3 separate regions of the Homo sapiens genome follow, and regions 2 and 3 are each linked to region 1. A link is a contact called in ENCODE Hi-C or POLR2A ChIA-PET data. All regions are on one chromosome and are shown on one strand. Each heading gives the region's core, a stretch centred on a gene start or an enhancer-like site at or near the end of the contact. The rest is flanking DNA. Distances are from core to core; before and after follow the strand shown. Region 1 overlaps ZMIZ1-AS1 (ZMIZ1 antisense RNA 1). Region 2 overlaps ZMIZ1-AS1 (ZMIZ1 antisense RNA 1). Region 3 overlaps ZMIZ1-AS1 (ZMIZ1 antisense RNA 1).

Region 1 (3,039 bases), core at 324-2,823:
CCTTTTGCTGTTCTTTTCCCAGAAGCCCCTGCACATTGGGCAACCCCACTCCCAGCTCTATGTTGGTCTTCCCTGAACTAGGGACATTCCCAAGTCAGCCTGATTCCCTGCCCAGGCTGGAAGCCCAGGCTGGGGCGGTGGGGGACATCCCTAAATCTCCCAGAGCCAGACTTGTAGTGGGCACGTGGGCTTCCTCCATGTTCACTGCATTTAGGTTTCTTTTAGGGAGAAGGGCTGCCCCAGGTGGAAAAGAGCTGAGGTTGCCCCTCCCCGAGCCCTACTATGTGCTGTGTGCTGGACCCCAGGCCAGGCTCTTGCTATGCCTTTGCATAAGGTTAAGTGAAGGACTCTGGAGCCAGCCTCCTGGGCTCAATTCCCATCTCTGCCATATATAAATTTGGTGACTTAGACAAGAGACTTGACCTTTTTGTGCCTGAATTTCCTCACCTGTAAGTGCAGGTTACAGTCGTACCTACTGCATAGGTTTATTGTGAGGAACAAATGAGTCAACGCATGGAAAGTTCTTATTCTGGTTTCAGCACGTAGACTGGGCTCCTAGTTTGCTGTCATTAGCACATCTCCATGAATCCTTACAAACCCTAAGTGGATGCGCCTGGCTTGATGACAGACAGCACAGTGGCCAAAGGTTTGCATACCAGCCAGTCACCCATGCATAGATCTGGTGCTCAACCTATAGCAGGACCCGGGAACATTAAATTTCCTGAGCCTGAATTTCCTCCTCTGTAAAATGCCAATCATAATAATAATAGCAGCTGCTTCTTAGGATTACTGTTCTGATGACATAAGTTCATACCCATAAAGTAGGTCACAAAGTGCCCGGCACAAAGCAAGCTCTTAATAAAGCAAAGTATCGACACTCCCATTTGACAGATGGGAAACAAAGTCTCAGCGAGGGGAAGGGACTTACCCACCAGAGGTAGTCATTAAACTCAGTTTCATCTGAGTGCAAAGCCAAGGCATGCTCCTCTCTAGCCCCGCTCCACCGCCCATGGACAGGGGTCATGTTCAGACCTTCTCAGGCCCTGAAGCCCTCTCTTCAAGGGCTCATAATTGGAAAACCTTGACCACCCTCCTCCTGACCCAGCACACTTATTAGCTAGTTGAACCCGGGTGAATTGAAGTTGCCAAAGGCACCCTGTCTTCCAGGAAACAGGGCCAGCCAAGGCCACTCTGCTGACCTTGGTGGGTGTGACAGGTCCCTGGGTAATCAATCCCCTTTATGACCAAGGCCACCAATTTTCTCCCTCTTTGATTCCCTCTCCTGAAGCCTGGTGCATCCACTCAGCACCTGGTTAGGAAGCTAGGCCAATTTTCCTCCCTTTTGATTTCATTCTGCTCCTGTCTGGCTGCCCAGCCACATGGAGAGTTTGTCAAATGGAATTTCTGTCTCTTGCGGCCGCCCTGCCCTCTGCAGAGTGCTGAACGGGCAGGCAGGATCACCCGGCTCAGTGCCGCAGACATCACTCTCTTGTGATAAGGGCCAGTGCGCACCCTTGAAGGAGGAGCCTGTCATTCTTCACAGTCACCAGGCAGCTGGCGGGTAAGGCCACCTCGCAGACTCAGAGTGGGGGCACAGGATGGCAGCAGACAGCGGGGGCGGCTGGCAGCAGTCCCTTGAGCCCACAGGCTTGGGAGGAGGCAGCTTTGGGTCCCACAAAGGGCAGGGCATAGGGTTGCTGGAATAACAGAGGTCCCTGCCGCTGCTCATCCACATGGCCCAGCATCAGCACGAGATACTACTGGAATGAGGCAGCTCAAACTCAACTCTCGGCTGCCACCAATGCTTTTTTTTTTTTTTTTTTTTTTTTTTTTGAGAAGGAGTCTCGCTCTGTTGCCCAGGCTGGAGTGAAATGGCACGATCTCGGCTCACTGCAGCCTCCGCCTCCTGGGTTCAAGCAATTCTCCTGCCTCAGCCTCCTGAGTAGCTGGGATTACAGGCCCCTGCCACAATGCCTGGCTGATTTTTGTACTTTTAGTAGAGACGGGGTTTCACTATGTTGGCCACGCTGATCTCAAACTCCTGACCTCAGGTGATCTACCCGCCTCGGCCTCCCAAAGTGCTGGGATTACAGGCGTGAGCTGCTGTACCCGGCCAGCTGCACCATTGCTAATAACCATTAAGTCACATTTCATCACACGTAGGTGCCAAACTTGAGGCTTTTGAAATATGCCTGTGTATTCTTTGACATGCCTCCCCTTGAATGTGGGCTGGACTTAGTGACTTGACTTGCTGTCTCCCCTTCTCCAGGCAAGGGGGGAACCCCAGGCATCATAGAAATAACAGCAATCCTTGCTGCTATTCCCCAAACCCCTACTGTAGGCCAGGGACTGGGCTAGGTGGCTACCTGTGGCCTGTTAGTGACTCATTTGATCCTCAACCCCACCAGTGGGGTAGCTGATATTATTAACATCCCCATCTCAAAGATGAGGAAACTGAGGCGCAGAAAGGTTAGCAAATCACTCATGGCATCAGCTTGTAAGTCACAAAGCCAGGGTTGAGCCTCCGTGGCTTGGCCCCAGGGCTTTTCTTAGCCACTGTAATACCCAGTCACAAGGACACTCCCTGCGGGGCAACTGATTGTGCAGCTGAGAGGAGCCAGTGGAGGAGAAAAAGCTAAGAGGTTCCTGAAGGGTGGAGGGTCAACCTCTTTTCTGGAGGAGGATGAGGAAAGCCTTGACTGAGAGATAGGGAGGACTGGGGAGGTCACAGAGGGACCTGTGGGCACAGGGTCTCTGGAAGCTGCCCTGGGAATTCTTGGCTGAACTGTGTGCAATAGAAATCTTTTTTCTTTCTTTCTTTCTTTCTTTCTTTCCTTTTTTTTTTTCCTTTTTCTTGAGACAGGGTCTCTGTCACCCAGGCTGAGTGCAGTGGTGTTATCAAACTCACTGCAGCCTCAATCTCCCAGGCTCAAGCAATCCTCCCACCTCAGCCTCCCAAGGAGCTGGGACTACAGGCATGCATCACCATGCCCAGCTAATTTTTTTGACTTTTTGTAGAGATTAGGTCTTGCTATGTTG
Region 2 (3,147 bases), core at 23-2,522, 38 kb after region 1:
CTGGCGGAGCTGGAGACAGATGGGCACTGGGAAGGTGAGATACTCACACAAGAAAGTTCAGAGTGCTGTGGCGTGGGTGCAGCTCAGGCGGGGATGGGCAGCACTCATGTGGATGCGACGTATATGGGGTCCTTTGTGATACAGCCCAGTGGTGGTACCGCGGTCTAGGGTGGACAGACAACTGACAGCAAGTTCTGCTGAATTCTTGGGGGAGACAGTGTCTGGAGCAGTGGTCTCTGCAAGGCCACAGCTTACCTGGCCCTCTCAAATCAGTCACTAGTGTCTAGGGGGTCCCTGAGTGTCAAGAATAACCAGCCTTGGAAATCCTTTGCCCTGGGCCCTGTTCTACTCAGGGAAGGGCCTGCATGGCCTGAGGGCTGGACACACTCGAGAGGGGACACACCTGCTTGTCTGCTCACATGTTCACACATGTACACATGTGTGTACACATGTACATATATACTCTGGATTGACCCCCTCACTTGCATGGACCTGAGTGTCTCATGTCTTTTTCTATGTAGGACACATGGAAAAATGATTCCCAAGCAATTTCCAGGAAGAATATTCTATCTAGTTCCCTCTCACCTCCCACTACCTCCATTTTATAAACTGGGAAACTGAGGCCAGAGAGGGTAAGTGGTTTGCCCAGGGTCCCACAGCAGGAGCAGCAAGTGTGACACCAGGGTGTCCTAACCTGTGTCTGGGACGTCCCAGCCAGGTGACTTCTATCTTGCCAGGGAGTGTGTTACAGCGAGCTCTCCTCAGCTCAGCAACCCCGTTTTACAGATGGGCAAAACCGACCTGGCCATGATCTCATCCAAAGGGCACCCATGTCTCGATCACGCAGAGTCGAGACTCAGGCTCTGAGTGGGAGCCCTGGGCTATGGGTTTTGCCCCACATTGCTGGGAAGTTCCAGGGGTGTAGCTGCTGCCAGGAGAGCTCATTCAGATTGTAACTTACAAATGAAAAGGGAATTTAATAAACAGGGTTCCATGCAGGAGCCCGGGGCCAGCCTTTCCCTGCAGCCACCCACCTGCGGCTGCCTGCCCCAAGGGCCCTCCCCACCAGCTTGGGGCCCCTGTGGCCGGCCAGCAGCCCTGCCTGGGCCTCCTCCCCGCCCTGCCCCCAGTGCTGCTGACACAGGCTCCTTCCTGGCCTCTCACCTCCACAGCCCTCTCCCGCCCTCCCGCTGGCCGGCTGCAGTAACAAGATGCCCTTTGTGTGTGCTGGCAGGGGAGGGGGCTGCGGGCAGGCTCCTGCGTGGCTTCTTGCTGCTGAGTCACAGCTCCCTGCCAGGCTCTGGGAACAGAGTCGCAGGTGACTGGCCAGACGGCACAGAGCCCAAGATCTTGGAGATGACCTCAGACAACCCCTTCCTTGCACGGGAGGGGACGTCGAGTCTCAGAGAGGGGAAGGGGCTGCTGCATGCTTTTCTGGGGGCAAACATCAAGATTGGGCACCTCTTCCTGCAGGTTAAGGGCTCTCAGGCTGGTCCTGTTGTCATAGTAGAGTCCTACTTCTCTCCAGAACAGCCTGAGTGTGTCTGTGTGTCCACATGCATGTGCACACATGCTCACTCATGTCTGTGTTCACGTGTGAGCATCAGGGGTTCAACCGTGTGAGTGTGTCCTTGCGTGAGGCTGTGTGTAAGTGTGTTTGCCCTTCTAGGTCTCCCATGCCTTCTCCCAGAGACACACACGCCTGTTCTCAATGGCATATCTCCTTCCATCTGCTTCTTAGTGCTTACCTGAGCTTCTCCTTGCCCACTGCAGGAGGCACCAGCCCAGGCAAGTGAGTGCCTGTGATGGGCAGCTCATTACCTGACAAGTCACCCCCAGAAACCCAAGGTAGGGTGTCTCTCTGCCCCACTGCACTGTGCTGTGTGGGACTCACCAGCGGGGGCCCAGCCAGAAATGTGTGGTGCTTAGGAAGGTGGGCTCTGGAGACAGGCTGCCTGGGTTTGAATCCTGGCCCTGCCATTTCCTAGCTGTGTGACTTGGGCAAGTTTACTTTTCTTCTCAGAGCCTCTATTTTCTCATCTGTAAAGTGGGGATGATAATAATAGCCTTGCCTCAGGGATTGAGGTTGTACCTCTAAAGATCTTAAAATAGTGTGCAGGTCCTTAAGGAACATTAGCTATTATTATTACTGTTATAGTTGTTCTTGACCCCCAGGGAGCTCTTTGGAGATGCAAGGGGCTGAAGGGGTTGAAGTCTCTGGCAGCATGAGAGGCTCAATTCCCTTGGTCACTGACCAGCAGGCAGTGAAGGGGCGGGGGGCACTCTCCCAGGAAGGAGTCATCTGTTCTGGGCTGTGTCCCCCCCGAGTGGAGCCACCTTCAACAGTATTCCCCAGGAGAGGTCTGCACCATTGGAAGTGACCCCTGGCTCTGTGCATGCTGCCTTCCTAGGTCGCTCAGCTAGAGCAATGGCCAGGCCCTGGGAGGCAGGGCAGGGTGGCCAGACGGCCGGAGCTCCTGCTCCTCCCTCTCCGATGGGCCTTGGCGGGCGGCAGGCTTCCTGTTGCTGCTGCTATGATGCCCCACCTAATGCCGGGGATGGCCATCTGGGCCCAGGGGCTCGAAGAGGGGGCCTGCCGACCATCTGCCTGCTTGGCGTGGGCTGCTTCCGAAGGGCAGCAGGGCGCCTGCCCACAGTAGCTGGGGCAGGAGGAGGCCTCGGGGCTGGTTCTCTGGCCTGGGCAGCCTGTCAGGCTGCAAGCTGCTGCAAGGAGCCCAATCCCCAGAGCTTCCTGCCCTAATTTTCCCTGCATGTATGCACAGGAAGGCTGGCTGCGGTCCCTGCCGTGTGAGCTCAGGGAAGCCTCGCCCTCCCCAGCTGCAGTCTTTCCATCTGTACAGTGGGCAGGCTGGATCCAGTGCTCAGATTTCCATCCAGTCGGCGCTGCCTCTGGGCCTTGGGGCTGACTGGGGGTCCACTTTTTGGGGTGTGGGAGGGTTTCCCAAATGTGTCCTATCCTCCCAGCTCTGACCCTGGGGGCCAGCTCTCCAGCCAACCGTGGAATTACATGAGTCCCTAAATAACCAGCTGCAGGTTAGGTCCAGAGCAGGCGTTCTTGCTCAGCGACAGCCCAGCCCTGGTTCCTTGCATGGTGGTTGCAGGGTGACCAGACACTGCAGAACACCT
Region 3 (3,242 bases), core at 144-2,643, 58 kb after region 1:
TGGTATTGGTAAGGTCTTTGGCCACGAGGGGCTCAGGGCCCTTCTGCCCTTGTCCTGGAGCCCAGTTTTCTCGCCTTGTGATGCTCTGGCCTGAGTTGTCTGCAGGCCTCATCTCTGTCTGAGCTCGTCCCCAACCAACCAGGCCAAACTGGTCAGCAGTGCTTGAGCTGGAATGGAGCTTGGTGTCCTGCAGCTTTGGGTGTCCTCTGAGGCTTCTAGGAGCTGGACTGTGTTCTGGTTTTGTCTGCTACTGCCGTGGTGCAGCACACCAGCCTTCCTGAGTGTGCAGAGCTGCACCAATAAACTCTGGCCCTGCAAAACAGCCTCTGCTCTCTCCTGCTGCTGGGGAGCAGCCTGGTAACCCCTGTAGCTTTAGGTAGGAAAGGCTGTTCCCAAGCTGGGTCTTGCCTAGAAGGCTCTCCTTGGTATCTTAGGTCAGGTTCACCAGAAACAGGAGCTGAAGCAGGGATTCCAGTACAAGTGGTGCATTGAGGGGAATTCTCCAGAGACAGTGAGAGAAGCAGGATAGGGGAGGGGAAAGAGCTAAGCAGAGGTGCAAAGTGCAGCCTTCGTCTCATCCCACAGGGAGCTCAGGAGGGGGAATTGCACTGAAGATTTGTCCCATCGTGAAGCAAGAGCACTGGAACTTACACTCCACCATCAGTAAGTCACGGGCAGGGGGCTGACCTTCGGAGGGGTGGGCAAATTTCAGGCATCCTTGGACAAGACTGCTCCCCTTGGCTTGAGAAAGTGTGGTGTGTATTGTTGGCCGCACACCCCATCCTGCAACACCTGGGTGATGGATCCTCATGTCCAGGCAAGGGGCTCTGAGTGGGGCATCAGTCACATTGCCACACCCTTCATGGCCATCTCTTCTCTCCAATGATGACCTTGTATTCTCCCCAGGTTCCATTCTATGTGGCTTAATAAGCACAGGGTTATCTGGGCCTACTGTGGGCCAGGCCCCAGCGAGGGTCTGGGCAGGTTGAAGTATACACAAATAACGGGCTCATCTGGCAGGTCTGTTGGTGCTTCTGCAGATGGCTTCCACATTCACCCCCATCTCATCCCTGGGGCGCTCTTCTTCCCTCTAAACCTGCCCAAGGCTAAGTTTACTAGAGCTGCATGTTGGTATGCATGTTGCATGCTCCAAAGCAGAGGAAGGCCAACCAGGAGAATGTGTTTTTTATTTTACAAAAGCAGCTAGAAAGTACCACTTTCTTTGGGATGGGTGGGTGGAGGTGGAGGAAGGGTCTGCCTAACTTGCCTGCATGTTTTTCTCACTTCTGCACACTTTCTGAGCCAAGCAGAGGAGGCAGCACAGAGAAGCACTCTCTCTCCTGCCCTCCGCTCCACCACCCTCTCCCTCCCTGCTGGGCTGTCTCTGCTGTAGCCCAGGCCTTGTAGCTACTGCTGGGGAAAACAGAAAACCACAGCTATGCAGCACCAAACAGGCCTGCATCATGTTTATGAAATGACAGAGTCCTGGGCCCTTCTCCAAAGAGGCTGGGGCTCCCTGCAACAACTCAGACAGCTCTTCCACATCCAAGGTTGTGCTTAGGAGGCTGCAAGGCTCTTAGTAGTCATTGCTCCAAGTCTCTCATTTCAACAGGGGGCCCAGAGATGGGGAGGGAGTTGGACAAGATCACACAGAGCACTGAGAGCTGGTTAAGGCAAGTCTGAGGAAGGCCAAGGTTGAGGTTCCTGGGTGAGGGCAGGGGGAAGGGGCTCTCATTCAAGTTCAAGTTCATGTTCACATGTGACTGCTCTTAGGTCCCGCCTCCTCTGCTCCCTCATGTCTAATCAGCTGCTTCTTTTCGACCTAAGGGCCCTGTCACAGGAGAACAAAGAAGGAAGGCAGAGGAGATCATGCTCCGGCCAGCAGGGAATCTCCATTTTTTTCAGCCTCATACCTTGGAAAGTACAAAGGAGTGAGAGCTGGGACTACCAGCCAGAGGGTTCATGGAGGTAGTGGGAGGGGAAGATGGGTTCTGCATGGAGCCACTCCAGGGACTTTTCTTCTGTCTCACAGCCTGACAATCACCTCTAGCTGTTCTCAGTCCCATTCTCATCAATGACCTCGTCTCCTGATTTTGTACAATATCTAGGTGACCTTCTCTTCTTTCCATCTTCAAACGCTTGATCATTGATGCTCCCTTTTCTCTTCTCTCTCCTCCTGGGAAAAGAGAAGGACCAACATCCCCCTTTCCCTTCCTCCTGTGCTGTCCCGACCCCTCTGAGACCTGGCTCTAGCAGTAAGTCCCTCTCTCTTCTGCAGCACCAGCCTCTGCCCATCCCTGCCCTCTGCACACAAAGCTCTCACATTGTCTGCACTTTAAGAACTTTTGTGGCAAACCCTGGCAAATCCTGCCACTTGTTTCCACTCTTCTCAAATGGCTTTGAGGTCATCATTGACCTATCCCATTTGACCCTGTCCTGTATCTGATGTTGTACCCTTTCTCCTTGATCCCACTCTGGCAACTCTCCCACTCCCCTTTCTTGGATCAACTGTCTTGCTCCTCAGTCTTGATCAATGCCTCCTTCTCTCTCTTTAGCCTTGGCCCTTTTTGGCCAGGGAAATAAATGTGAAATACATAAAGCTTCATTTTATCTTATGATTATAGCTATGTTGATGTTACCCAAGACCTAAAAGTCACACTCTCTAATTACACTTCCCTCCTGTGTTCTGGGTCCTCTTGGACCAGTCCTTACTCTGGCTCCCCTCCTGGATGTCTCCCAGACTTCTAATTAGAATTACTGTTTCCTATATCAAGCTAATTATCTTTCCCACCAACCTCCTCCATCCTTGGGTGAAAGCATCACTTGGTTGCAAAAGTCAGAAATCTGGGTTTCATTCTTGCGGTAGGTAGAATAATGCCCCCAGGCCCCAGGTTTTGACATCCGAATCCCTGGGACTTTGCAGATGTGATTCAGTTTAGGATTTTGAGATGGGGAGATTATCTGGGAGAGCCTGATGTCATCATAAGGTTCTTATAAGAGGGAGGCAGGAGGGTTAGAGTGAGTAGTAAGAGATGCAACAGTGGAAGCAAGAGGTTGGGGTGATGTGGCCACAAGCCCAGGAGTGCTGACAGACATCAGAAGCTGGAAGGGACAAGGAATGGTTTCTCCTCTGGAGCCTCCAGAAAGAACCAGCCCTGCTGACACCTTGATTTTAGCCTTGGAAGACTCATTTTGGACTTCTGACCTTGAACGTTGTAAGAGAATAAATTTACATATTTTAA

What was found. Hi-C counts contacts between places; a loop is a spot of excess contacts on that map. ChIA-PET counts read pairs that join two places held with the same protein, here RNA polymerase II (POLR2A). Pooled maps may share reads with other maps.
Region 2: a pooled map shows a loop between it and region 1 (2.0-fold over the local background). The contact joins two enhancer-like sites. A Hi-C loop is called at or near these places in 2 of 168 maps with a recorded cell type or tissue (endothelial cell of umbilical vein and mammary epithelial cell) and 4 of 50 pooled maps. POLR2A ChIA-PET finds 5 or more read pairs at or near these places in 11 of 52 experiments (A549, A673, AG04449 and 8 more).
Region 3: a loop to region 1 is called in a pooled map, with 1.8 times the contacts of the local background. The contact joins two enhancer-like sites. A Hi-C loop is called at or near these places in 1 of 168 maps with a recorded cell type or tissue (mammary epithelial cell) and 4 of 50 pooled maps. POLR2A ChIA-PET finds 5 or more read pairs at or near these places in 1 of 52 experiments (H1).

What each region holds. Positions count from the first base shown.
Region 1 is chr10:79,002,061-79,005,099 of GRCh38, reverse strand. All of the region lies in intron 5 of ZMIZ1-AS1 (ZMIZ1 antisense RNA 1), which reads left to right. Among named protein-coding and RNA genes, the nearest start is that of ZMIZ1-AS1, 64 kb to the left of the region's middle. Within about 2 kb of position 1,573, at least 7 of the 41 ENCODE cell types and tissues checked have a DNase peak (open chromatin) inside an H3K27ac peak, as active enhancers do.
Region 2 is chr10:78,963,301-78,966,447 of GRCh38, reverse strand. All of the region lies in intron 5 of ZMIZ1-AS1 (ZMIZ1 antisense RNA 1), which reads left to right. Among named protein-coding and RNA genes, the nearest start is that of ZMIZ1-AS1, 100 kb to the left of the region's middle. RefSeq lists an enhancer at 1,159-1,719. Within about 2 kb of position 1,272, at least 12 of the 41 ENCODE cell types and tissues checked have a DNase peak (open chromatin) inside an H3K27ac peak, as active enhancers do.
Region 3 is chr10:78,943,333-78,946,574 of GRCh38, reverse strand. ZMIZ1-AS1 (ZMIZ1 antisense RNA 1) reads left to right here. Exons shown (of 10, transcript NR_024431.2): 9 at 586-663; 10 at 1,828-3,242. Among named protein-coding and RNA genes, the nearest start is that of ZMIZ1-AS1, 120 kb to the left of the region's middle. Within about 2 kb of position 1,393, at least 10 of the 41 ENCODE cell types and tissues checked have a DNase peak (open chromatin) inside an H3K27ac peak, as active enhancers do.